Linked DNA regions of Homo sapiens: region 2 is linked to region 1. Evidence: chromatin loops called from intact Hi-C (ENCODE). Cell type or tissue: pancreas. All regions are shown on one strand. Links, peaks and the distances in the headings refer to the core of each region. The heading gives the core; the rest is flanking DNA.

Region 1 (6,027 bases), core at 1,843-4,342:
GTATGTATGTATGTATATCTATCTATCTGCCTATCTATTATCTATCTCAACCTCTGTATCTACCTAGCTATCTATATCTACGTCTATCAAGTTCAGCAATGCTTGGCATTCTTCTAATATCTGTGGGGTATTTAGGGATTAGGCTATGATGTTAGATTTCCAGCTTCATTTCTTTTCAAAGTCGTCTATTCTTCTTGCTCATTTTCCTTTTCCTGTCCTTAAAGGACAGTTTCTCCTCAATTTAGGACTTCTTCCTTTGCTCTCTTATCCACACATTTGCAGACTTTCTGCACTCAGCCAGATCATCCCTTCTGTGCACCGTACAACCTGTTGACTCACAGTTGCCACTTGATCATTGCAGATCAAGGAGGAAGCAGCAATTCTGGAATGGGTGGCTTATCTCTTGGCTTTATGACTGGATACCTTCATCTGCCATTCAGGAACTCTTTTTATTATGGAGACATGTATTCTGGGAAAATGCTACCATGAAACGGGGCCAACCTCCAGTTCAAGGTACCTCTGCATTTATTCATTCCAAAGCATCCCCTGTTAGGAATTAGGGCTCAGATCACAGAGTCATCTACTCTGTAAGTACAAGGCTGACAAAAAGTCTGTTACCTCACTACTTTTTACATTAGGGTAATATTAACAGTGGAAATCCAGTTCATTCAATAGAACAGGTGTTGATGAAGAGTCAAACTCGGTAAAATATTTTAAGAGACTTATTCTGAGCCATATATGAGTGACCGTGGCACATGACACAGCCCTCAGGAGGTCCTGAGAACATGTGCCCAAGGTGGTTGGGGTACAGCTTGGTTTTATACATTTTAGGGAGGCATGAGACATCAATCAAATACATTTAAGAAATACATTGGTTTGGTTCAGAAAGGCGGGGCAATTCAAAGCAGGGGGTGGGGCTTTCAGGCTATAGGTAAATTTAAACATTTTCCAATTGACAATTGGTTGAGTTTGTCTGAAGACCTGGGATCAAAGGAAAGGGCATGTTCAGGTTAAGCTAAAAGATTGTGGATACCAAGGTTCTTCTGAAGTCTTATAGTGGCTGCCCTTAGAGATAATAGATAACAAATATTTCCTATTCAGGCCTTTAAAAGGTGCTAGAATTTTACTTAATTTCTTCAGGATTGGGAGGGCCTGGAAGAAAAAGATCTAGCTATGTTAATAGAGATTCTTTACAGATGCATATATCCCCCAACAAAGGACAGCTTTGCAGGACCATTTCAAAGAAACTTGCTTTTGGGGTAAACTTTTTTTACTTTCTTCTTTGTCACATAATGTCATGCCAGAGTCAGACTGCAAAGTAAGTCATGCTATATAGGGTAAAAAAAAAATCCATCTGATGAGAATTCATGGTTTGTAGGGGATGACTCCCCAGACTCCTTAAGTAGGAATTTGGGCAAGATAAAAAAAAAAAAATCTGAGCTTAGTCCTCACAAGTTATTGCAAAACAATGAGCTACCAATTTTATTTATTTATATTCTTCAGTGGTCTTCAACCTGTGGCTCATGAATTCAGATATTTGGCAATTAATGTAAAATAAATTTAAAACAATTCAACAAAAATCATATAGGAAAATACAGATAAATAAGAAACTATGAAAATTATACTTTCGCCAGGCGCGGTGGCTCACGCCTGTAATCCCAGCACTTTGGGAGGCCGAGGCAGGTGGTCAAGAGATCGAGACCATCCTGGCTAACACGGTGAAACCCCGTCTCTACTAAAAATACAAAAAATAAAAAATAAAATAAGCCAGGCATGGTGGTGGGCGCCTGTAGTCCCAGCTACTCGGGAGGTTGAGGCAGGAGAATGGCGTGAACCCGGGAGGCGGAGCTTGCAGTGATAGCGCCACTGCACTCCAGCCTGGGCCACAGAGCGAGACTCCGTCTCAAAAAAAAAAAAAAATTATACTTTCGAAACTTTCCCTCTCTAAGACACATGGTTTATCTGATCTCACACAGATATTGAACACACAATTTAAGTTTTAAAATTAATTTTTCTCACTTTAGAAAATCAGCATCTTGATACAAAACTGTCTGCTTTTCCCTTCAAGAATAATAAAGAAATACAATAATCAATTAGCTTCAGATAGCCTAGAATTTAAAGCTTAATTAATTTTATTGATTGGCTTCAAGAATTTTATTGAAATGTCATATATTTATAAATTAAGACTAAGATGATACATATATTATCTACTGATTTTAAAATGCAACAAATCACTTAGCTAAATAAAATTAAAGATTGCAATCTTTTAAACTCACCAACCAGAAATAATAATAAGCCAGTTAAATAAAAGATGTTCCAATAGAGAAATCTTTTGTCATGATATGACATACATTTTAATATGTTACACAGATAATCTCTTATGTATTAAAAATTTAATGATAAAAATATTTGCAATACTTAACTGAAAAATTTTTATTCAGAATTTATCTTGAGACTTGACATGTATTAATACAATTAACGTACCTTATAGGTAAATATTGATTATATTAAATTTTTAGAATTGGGTCAAATATATGTCTCATCTCCTCTGATAACTTAGTACAATCTATGAAATGGTGCTAGAGACTAAGAAATACAGAGGTTCCGTTATCAAGTGTCATGAACTTCAAATGCTGTTTTGTTGCTAATGTTAGAGTACCTCTCTAATTATCCTCTTTAGTAAACTGTGAGTTGAAAATAGTGAAGTCTTTGATATTGCAGACAGTGTCTCCAGTATAAATTTTGCTTGAGATGAGAATCTTTCTAAGAACATTTTTTCGTCACATACAGTATGTCACATGTTGGAACATTCCCACTTAAAGTTAACATGTACTAATATAAAGGCCTCAGCAGAATGTGTTAAGTGGATTCTTTTTGGCATTGGGTAAAGGAATCTTTCAAGCATTCTGTGGATATACAAATAAGAAAAAAATTTCAAAACAGGCATATGCACAAAATTTTTATAACCTATGAGAATCATGATCTGGACTAAACGCAAATAAGTGAACCAAAGTACAATACAATACAAAGCAAAAATAAAAAATAAACAGGAAATTTAATCCTATATGATGCAGAAACTATGTGCCAATACTCAGTGTGAACATACACTATTAGGAGGAAGTTGCTGCTGCACCAGCAGATGGCAGAGTTTAAGCAAAGCTGAAGAAGTCAGGTAGCGATGTGCGAAGGAATCACTTTGATTTTTGGCTTAGTTCCTACCCTCCTATTATTCTGGTTACCATACATTAGTGAGGTGTCTCCAATGAGTTTCGAGGGTTACAAATACCTTCCTGCATATTAGCCTACCTTCCTTAGAACTTCTTAAGATGGGTCATTGTCTCACGATACTCAATAATTCAGGAAAATCAAGAACTGGGATTAAAATAAACCAATGAATTACATACTTCTTTATCACAGTGTGACATAAACATACACTTTTAGACAAGTTTTCATTACTGGCCAACTATGATATCTACCCAATGTTGTGGCCAAAGTTGGAATATTCACAGCTCCCCCACACTTATACCCTCTGTGTTTTGGTTTTCTAGATACATGCTGTTTCTTGTACTTCAAATACACTTTCCCTGTATCTCTATCAATTCACGTCTGTCTCAAAGAGCAGAGAAGTCAAATGGCTCCTGTACTAAATCTCTAAACATATATTATTTATCCTGCCTTGACATTTTTACCAATTCCTATTCTCATTATAAGCTGTGGTATCCAACTTTCACTTCTCTTCCTCTAACACCCCTGACTTTTCTTACCCCATTGTTTACATAGCTCAACTTCGTGCAGGTTGTCCACTCTTGCTCTCTCCTCCATCTACAGCGATTTGGCTTCTGCTCCCACTGTTCACAAAACTTGTGTCCTCAATGTATTCACTCACGATGTTTCAGCCTTGGGCTGACCACACACCAGCTGTTCACAAAATTCGCGTTGAACTGAATGACACTCAAATCGATAAATAAAGGAAAAAAAGGGAACAGAAGGGGAAGCAAACACATGTTTCTTCACATGATGGCAGGAAGGAGAAATGCAGAGCAAAGAGGGAAAAGACCCATATAAAACCATCAGCTCTCATGAGAACTCACTATCACAAGAACAGCAGGATGGGAGTAACAGCCCCCATGATTCAATTACGTCCCACTGGGTCCCTCCTACAACACGTGGGGATTATGGTAACCACAATTCAAGATGCGATTTAGGTGGGGACACAGCGAAACCATACAGGGCTACAACTGACTTCATTGTAAATGAGTTTATAATGGGTAACTCCATATTATTTGAACCAAGCAGTATACAGAGACCTCAAGAAGAGTGAAGAAATATTTGTCTTGGTATACATGGTATACCATTGATGGTAGACATCGTATACCATCAATAATGAAACTCAGGAAGATTCACGTAGGAAAGTCATCATCCTGCAGCAGGCAATTATATCTAAACCAGTGAGATATGAACACTGCGAAGAACTAGACCAAAGATACTGACTGTATGACATAGAAAGTCCAATATTAAAGACACAGAAGGCCCTACATTTGTCCAGTAAAGCCATGCTTGATTAATGCCTTGGAAACCCTGAAGACTGGATCAGAAATCTGTATATAAAATGATGCTTCCTGGATAAAGTTGAGAGAAAAAGAAAGCTTATTGGGTTCAATTAGAAACTAGGACAAGCTATGGCCCTCTGGCTTTTCTGTTGCAAAAGCAGGGCTTAAATCTACATCTTTCTATAGTTATGAATAAGCAAACTGATTTTGAACAATCATCTAACTTAACAAAATATTCAGAATTCAAAAATAATGTACTTATGAAAAGAATTTAACACAAGAAATATGAAAATTAGGAAATTTCCCCTTTTTTACACTAAAAAAGACAGAAGAGCCATGACCTTTTAAAAATCTAGAGCAGTTAGCTTGTAGAGGGAAAAGTGATGGTGAGAAATACAGTCATGAAAAAGAGGTAGGTTTAAGTAAGATGAGAAAACACAAGCAAATCCAAAATCCCAAATAAAATAATTTTGCCTTAAATTTTATTAAGTTTAATAGTAGACTGCTGTTTTCTTTTGTCGGTTTATGTCAGATAATTTTTGCTCTTTTGATTTATTTTAAAAGTAACATTAACTCTTGGTTGGTCATGGTGCTTCATGCCTGTAATCCCAGCACTTTGAGAGGCCCAGGTGGGCAGATCGCTTCAGGGCAGGAATTCAAGACCAGCCTGGCCAACATAAACCCCACCTCTACTACAAAATAAAAAAATTAACTGGGTGTGGTAGCACATGCCTGTAATCTCAACTACTCAGGAGGCTGAGGCACCAGAACCACTTGAGCATGGGAGGTGGGGGATGAAATGAGCCGAGATCATGCCAGTGCACTCCAGCCTGGGCAAGAGGGTAAGACTCTGTATAAAAAAAAAAAAAAAAAAAAAAATTTAGTGGCCAGGCACAGTGGCTCACGCCTGTAATCCCAGCACTTCGGAGGCTGAAGTAGGTGGATCACAAGGTCAGGAGTTCGAGACCAGCCTGGCCAATATGGTGAAACCCCGTCTCCACTAAAAATACAAAAATTAGCTGGGCATGGTGGTGCACGCCTGTAGTCCCAGCTACTTGGAAAGTTGAGGCAGGAGAATCCCTTGAACCTAGCAGGCAGAGGTTGCAGTGAGCCGAGATCATACCACTGCACTCCAGCCTGGGCAACAGAGGGAGAATCTGTCTCAAAAAATAATAATAATAATAAAATTAAAATTAGCAGAAAATTAGCCAAACATTCTTTAAAAAATAAATATATTTATATATACATTTTATTTATTTATATATACATTTTATTCATTCATTATATATACATTTTATTCATTCATTAATAAAATGATCATTTTATTAATCATTCATTCAATAAAATGAATTTATTATATATAATTATATATTTTTATATATATAAATAAAATATATGAATAAAATGTATTATTTTATATACATATGTGGATATAAATACCTATCAATACATATAAATAATATATACATATTTATGT
Region 2 (6,027 bases), core at 1,428-3,927, 120 kb after region 1:
GAGAAATCTGCTGATTGTTCCTTTATAAGTGACTAAGTGCTTTTCTCTTGCTATTTTTACAATCCCTCTTTGTATTTGATTTTTGAAATTTGCCATAGAGAAGACCTTTTTGAATTGTATGTATTTGGGGATCTCCGAGCTTCCTGTATCTGGATATCTAAATCTCGAGCTGATTTGGGAAATTTTCAGCTATTATTTCATTAAATAGGTTTTCTATTCCTTTCCCTTTGTCTTCACCTCCTGGGATACCTAAAATGTGAATATTTGGTTGCTTTATGGTGTTCCACATGTCATATAGGGTTTGTTCACTTAAAAACGTTTTTACAAAATCTTTTTCTGAGTTATTTCAAAAGACTTGTCTTCAAGTTCTCAAATTCTTTCTTCCGCTTGATATAGTTTATTGTTGAAAGTTTCAAATGTACTTTTTAAATTTAATTCAATGAATTCCTCAGTCCCAGAATTTCCATTTTTTTACTATGATATGTACCTCTTTGGTAAATTTCTCATTTATATCCTCAATTGTTTTTCTGGTTTCTTTGTAATGTCTTTCTCTGTTCTCTTGCATCTCACTGTGCTTATTTAATATCATTATTTTGAATTATTTTTCTTGGTTTTCAAAAATTTATTTTTGCTTGCAACCTGTTCCTGAAAGATTATTGTGTCCCTTTGGAGGTGTTGAATTTCCTTGCTTTTTCATGTTTCTTGTGTCCTTACTTTGATATCTTCACATCTCTTTTACAAGCCCCTTCTTCCTATTTTTAAAATTTGCTTTCACAGGGAAGGACTTTTTCCTGATAATGTATCTCTGGTGTTATTAATAATTGGATAGGGTACTTTGGCTTTGATTCTGGGTGTGCACATTAGTGTAGTTTCCATATGATTTCTTCAGCTGTAAACAGGGTAGTATTGTCTCTGATTTCCTTAGTGCCTTGCAGTCATTAGAGGAAGCTGTGGTAAAGTCTTGCTGGAGATAGGGATGCCAGGTAGGTCAGTCTCCAGGCCCCAGTGGTGGAAACAGTGGGCCTAGCATGCCTTTCCTTGGGATCCAGGATGGTGTATACAGTTTTAGTGGGCACAGGCAGGCCATTTCTGGCGGCTTTCTTGGGTGCTACAGTGACAGCTGTGGGCCAGGCAGGTAGTGGATCCTCAAGCTTCTAGGCAGTATGACATGGCATTAGCAATGGCAGCAGCAGTGGCAGGAAAACCCTGTGCCTCCCAAGAGGTCCTTATTGGTGTTGATGGGAGCTGCAATGGGCTGGGCAGGCCAGTCCCCAGGCCCATAAGTAATGCATGCTGGTGGGTGCCAGCTGTGATGACAATGGCAGGTTGGGTGGGCCCAACCTCCTGCTCCTGGAAAAAGCACTCAGGAGCCAATAGTTGTGCACAAGGCTGGGCAAGATCCATGCCACCAGGTGGCATGCTTGAGTATTGGGGTGGGGGGGAGAAAACTGAACTGGGTGGGCCTGTCTTCAGGCTCCCCAGTGCTGCATACAGGTGGTGGCTGTGGTAGGCACTGGGGAGGTGATTCTCAAGCCCCTGGTGAAATGTTCTGGTTGGAGCAGCAGTGGCTGGGGAGGGTGGTTGGCTTTCAGTGGCAGCAGATGTACTGTAGGCAGGCAGCTGGAGAGTGTGTACTTCAGCCATAGGTGGCAGCTGCAGGCTGCATAGGCTGTCCTCAGGGTGCTTGTAAACTGCTCATGCTTTGACCCTGCTGGTAGTAACCAGCTGCAACTGTCACTGCAGGCAGGTGATATCAATGGGGCTCCAGAGTTGTAGCGATGTGTTTAGCCACAGGACAGGATACAGTCTGTTGGGGACTGAGATCTCAAATGGCACCATGCTGCAGCTGCTTAAAATTCAGGGAGAGTGTGGAATGCAGCACAAGCTATTATGCTCCTCTGGAGGAATGCTGTTGTACAGTCTCTCAGAAGCTCCCTGTGTTAGTCTTAGGGCCCATGAGGGTTGAGGGGCTTTCCCATGGCTAGGAGTGGGAATGGGACCACTGGGGGTCTCCCACTTACCCTTTCCCTAAGTTGGGGTGCCTCTGTGGGCTCCCAACAAATCCCAGGTGGCTAACCAGGCTGCCTTGCTTCCCTCTTCTTCCTTGATTTGGGTGTTTCCTGTCATTTCTCTGTTTTATTCCAGCATTTTCTCTTACATCGTCTATTCAAAGTGTGATTATCTACTTGCTATTTTGCTTCTTCGTTGTCCAGGAGATGTGTACCAGGTTAATCTAGTCAGCCATCTTCCACAATATAACATTTAATACCGCTTTATAATAAGTATTACTATGCAGAAGCATAATGTCTTCTAACTTTGTACTTCTTAAAATTTGAGTGTTCTTGGCTATTTGCGTTCCTCCAATTGATTTAGAATCTGCTTGCCAATTTAAATACATAAACACACATAGATTAAATTTTACTGGAATTTTACTGAATATCCAGATTAATTTTTGGAGAATAAACAATATTACAATATTGAGTTTTCTAGTCCAGGGACATGATCTATTCCTGCATTTATTCAGATCTCATTTAATTCCTCTCAATGTCATATAGTCTCATGCTATACATCTTGTATATCTTCAGTTAGATTAATTCCTAATTATCTGATATTTTAATGGCATTTTAATGGTATATTTTAAAATATTTTCAAAAGTATGTTGTTGGAAATGAGGAATATGATTTTATGAAATTAAGCTTATATCCAATAGTCTTGCTAAAATCAGTTATTAATTATAATCATGATTAGCTTTGGAAATTTTAGGGATTTTACAGATACACAATTGCATCATTTGTCAGTAAGAGTGATTTTATTTCTCTTTAATCCTTACATTTTTGGGTTTTTTAGATATCAGTCTTATTTTATTGAGTATCTACTACAGTAATTATGGAACAGAATTAGTACTTAAAGTATGTTTTTTGCATTTCAAATATCAAGAGAAATCTTTTAATTATTTACATTTAATTACAGCCTTTGGAGTTTGTTCATGGATTTTCTTTTTAGAAACTTATCATGTTAAGGGATTTCCCCTTAGTAGTAGTGTCTAATTTTTATACGTGGAAGTTAAATTTTATCAAATATTGTTATGTTTCTACTGAGTTGCTTATGCATATACATTTTCTCCTCTACTTTGCTTATTTGTATTTATTTTGATGCCTATACGAATTGTTATTTGAATATCAAACCAAGCTTGCATCTCTGGAATAAAACAATATTGGTCTGTATGTGTTATTATTTCAATATATCACCGATTCCTGTTACACATATTTTGTTTAGGATCTGAAGTAATTATTCATAGAGAAAATGGGCTGTTATTTTTCTTTCTTGCAATCTCTTTAACATTCTTTAATTTAAATTATATGCTGGCTTTATAAAATATGTTGGGACTAGCCATCCCTTTTTCTTATCTTTAGCATACTTGGTATGAGAACGATGTCATGCCTTCCTAAAATGGTTGCAAAACCTTACTAGTGAAGCCTTATGGAATTGTATCTTTTTAAGATTTAAAGATTTTAAATCACAGAATAAATTACTATAACAAATATAGAACCATTCATAATTTTTTGTCAACATAAGAAAGTTTTTTTTCCTAAAAATTTCTTGATGTGTATGTAATTGTTCATGCATGTTGGCATAGAGTTATTCTTTATATCTTTGCCATTGTCCAAATGTCTGTGTTCTCCCAAAACTCATATTGTAAAATCCAAACCACCAAGCGGTTGATATTAAGAGGTGTGGTATTTGGGAGGTGATTAGGCCATGAGGGCAGAGCTCTTATAATTGTGGTTAGTGCCCTTATGAAAGAGGTCCAGTGTACTAGCTAGGCCCTTTGGCCATGAGAAGGCACAGCAAGAAGGGCCCATTTATAAACCAAGAAATGGAACATTTCCAGATTTAGTATCTGTCAGCACATTGATCTTGGACCTCCCTAGCCTCCAGAACTATTAGAAATTAAGTTATTTTGTTTATAAGCTAACCAATCTATTGTATTTTATTATAGCAGCCCGAATGAACTAGGGCAATCCTATTATAATTACATTCTATTATTAGCAATGTACCCTTTTTTTATTCTTTACAAGTTAATTGGTGTCTTCTATCATTTTTCCCTTGATTGATTTTAGAAGAGATTTACCAATTTTATTTTGTAATTTGGTTTGTACATACTCGGTAGCTACTACAATTTCAGCTTTATCCTCAGAGGGGTGACATAGAGTCCAACCCACAGCAAGAATCAGTTTAAATTTCTAAACTCTCCTGGCAAGGAATTCTTGGAAATATAGTTCTCAGGCTTACCAAGAAGCAATTTCAAAAATAACTCCTAACTTCAAATTCCCAGATTTCTAAATATTCATCAGGTCCAGCTCAAAAACATCAAACTCAACATATCTGCAAAATTAGCCAATGACCTTACCCCAAGTGTGCTTGCTAGCTTGTTTCCTTTCTCTGTTGATAAAACTATGCCATGTAAGCCATAAATCTTGACATCAACTTCGAGCATTTAATTTTCCTCATCCCATTTGCAATTAGTGGCAAAGTTTTAAGATTATATTACTTTTAAAAGTCTCTAATATTCATTTTTATTGTCCTCTCCAGGACACCAAGTTATCTTTTTGTTGAATTAAGCCAATAATTGTCTAATTATCTGCTTTAAATCCCACTGATCCAATTTATCCTCTAAATTCTGACATTTAGAGGATGAATTTGAAAATACAAAACAGAGTAATACATCATCAAAATTTCTCCATTTCCCAAAGGAAAGAGTCCAATACATCCAGCATGGCATTCACAGTTTCAGTTTAGCCAACCTCTCTATTTCCATATATTTATCTAATGTATCTTTTTGTTCAGGGATTATCAAACTACGTATTTTTTTTCTTGAATGTGCCTGAAATAATAGGCCTCTCCTTTGCTTTTGAACCTGTAGACCTGGAAAAAATTCTCTTCTGTATTTGTTAAAACCTATTCCTACACTTCTCAAGCATATACTCTCATTGGGGGATCCTTATTGCTTCATTCCCAGAGATTCTTTTTGGTAACTCAAGGTTTCTGGTTTGTTTATATATCTCTGCAAACATACTGCTTATTACACTATATTATTGATATTTGTATTTATCTGCCAATATGGATTTGTGAGAGCAGGGCCATGTTCTGAAGAACTTTTGATTTGATATGCAAAGCACAGGCTTTGGAAGCAGACAGATTCAGGATCACACTCTGGCTTTGAGGTTTAATTGCAGGGTAAACAGGTACATTACTTAACATCACTGAGCCTGCATTTGTTTTTCTTTTTAATCTTTGAAGTGGTGCTAACATCTAATGAATATTTGTTGTGAAGAATAGAAGAAATCTATCTAAAGTAACCACTGCAGTGCCTGGAGCACAAGTATGCACAAATACATACACACACACACACACACAGAGAGAGAGAGAGAGAAAGAGAGATCACCCAAAATGGTAACATGACAAGACTGATTTCTGTATTCATAATACCTAGCAGAACATATACCAAATAAGAGACATTCAAAAGTCGTTACTGTTTTCAGTTAATTGCCTACATTATACTTAAAATTATTCAAATCAAATAATTCAGTTAGTCATCATTTTAATGAGGCTCTCTTCTTCAAGAAAAACAGCTTTACCCATTTACTTATTTTCAAGCACTTATAATTTCATAAGAGAAAGATTTTATGTGGAAAACTTTCTTGTTGGAAGTAGTAAATATGTTGTATAGACTTCTAATTAGACAAACGAAATGTTGATTTGATGAGACATGGCTCAGTGCACTGAGCAACATACATTTTTTAGACCAAAACGGAATTACTTTTCTACCATTACAACTAATTTTGATGTTTTCCTTTCTTCTACCTTGGAGACACACCTCTAATTTTATTCCTTAATTCTACTGTAGTCAACCATATGGTCTCTGTATGAAAACAGTCCTAACATTTGTAAAAATGTGACCAGTAGGCAGAAAACTAATATCTGAAAGCATCTTCTGTTTTCTGTAATAAATGCTTTAAAAATGTC

The links. Hi-C counts contacts between places; a loop is a spot of excess contacts. Peaks named below come from ENCODE experiments on the same cell type or tissue, not always from the same donor. Only the 100,000 strongest peaks of a DNase experiment are listed, where the experiment ranks them.
Region 2: it touches region 1 in a loop (2.2-fold over the local background); 15 of 110 quality-filtered maps call a loop at or near these places.

The regions. Positions count from the first base shown.
Region 1 is chr13:92,071,972-92,077,998 of GRCh38, reverse strand. All of the region lies in intron 6 of GPC5 (glypican 5), which reads right to left. Among named protein-coding and RNA genes, the nearest start is that of GPC5-AS2, 280 kb to the left of the region's middle. In pancreas, for the core only: no CTCF peak of the experiment used is centred there; no DNase peak of the experiment used is centred there.
Region 2 is chr13:91,951,581-91,957,607 of GRCh38, reverse strand. The region is part of intron 6 of GPC5 (glypican 5); the gene reads right to left. Among named protein-coding and RNA genes, the nearest start is that of GPC5-AS2, 400 kb to the left of the region's middle. In pancreas, for the core only: no CTCF peak of the experiment used is centred there; no DNase peak of the experiment used is centred there.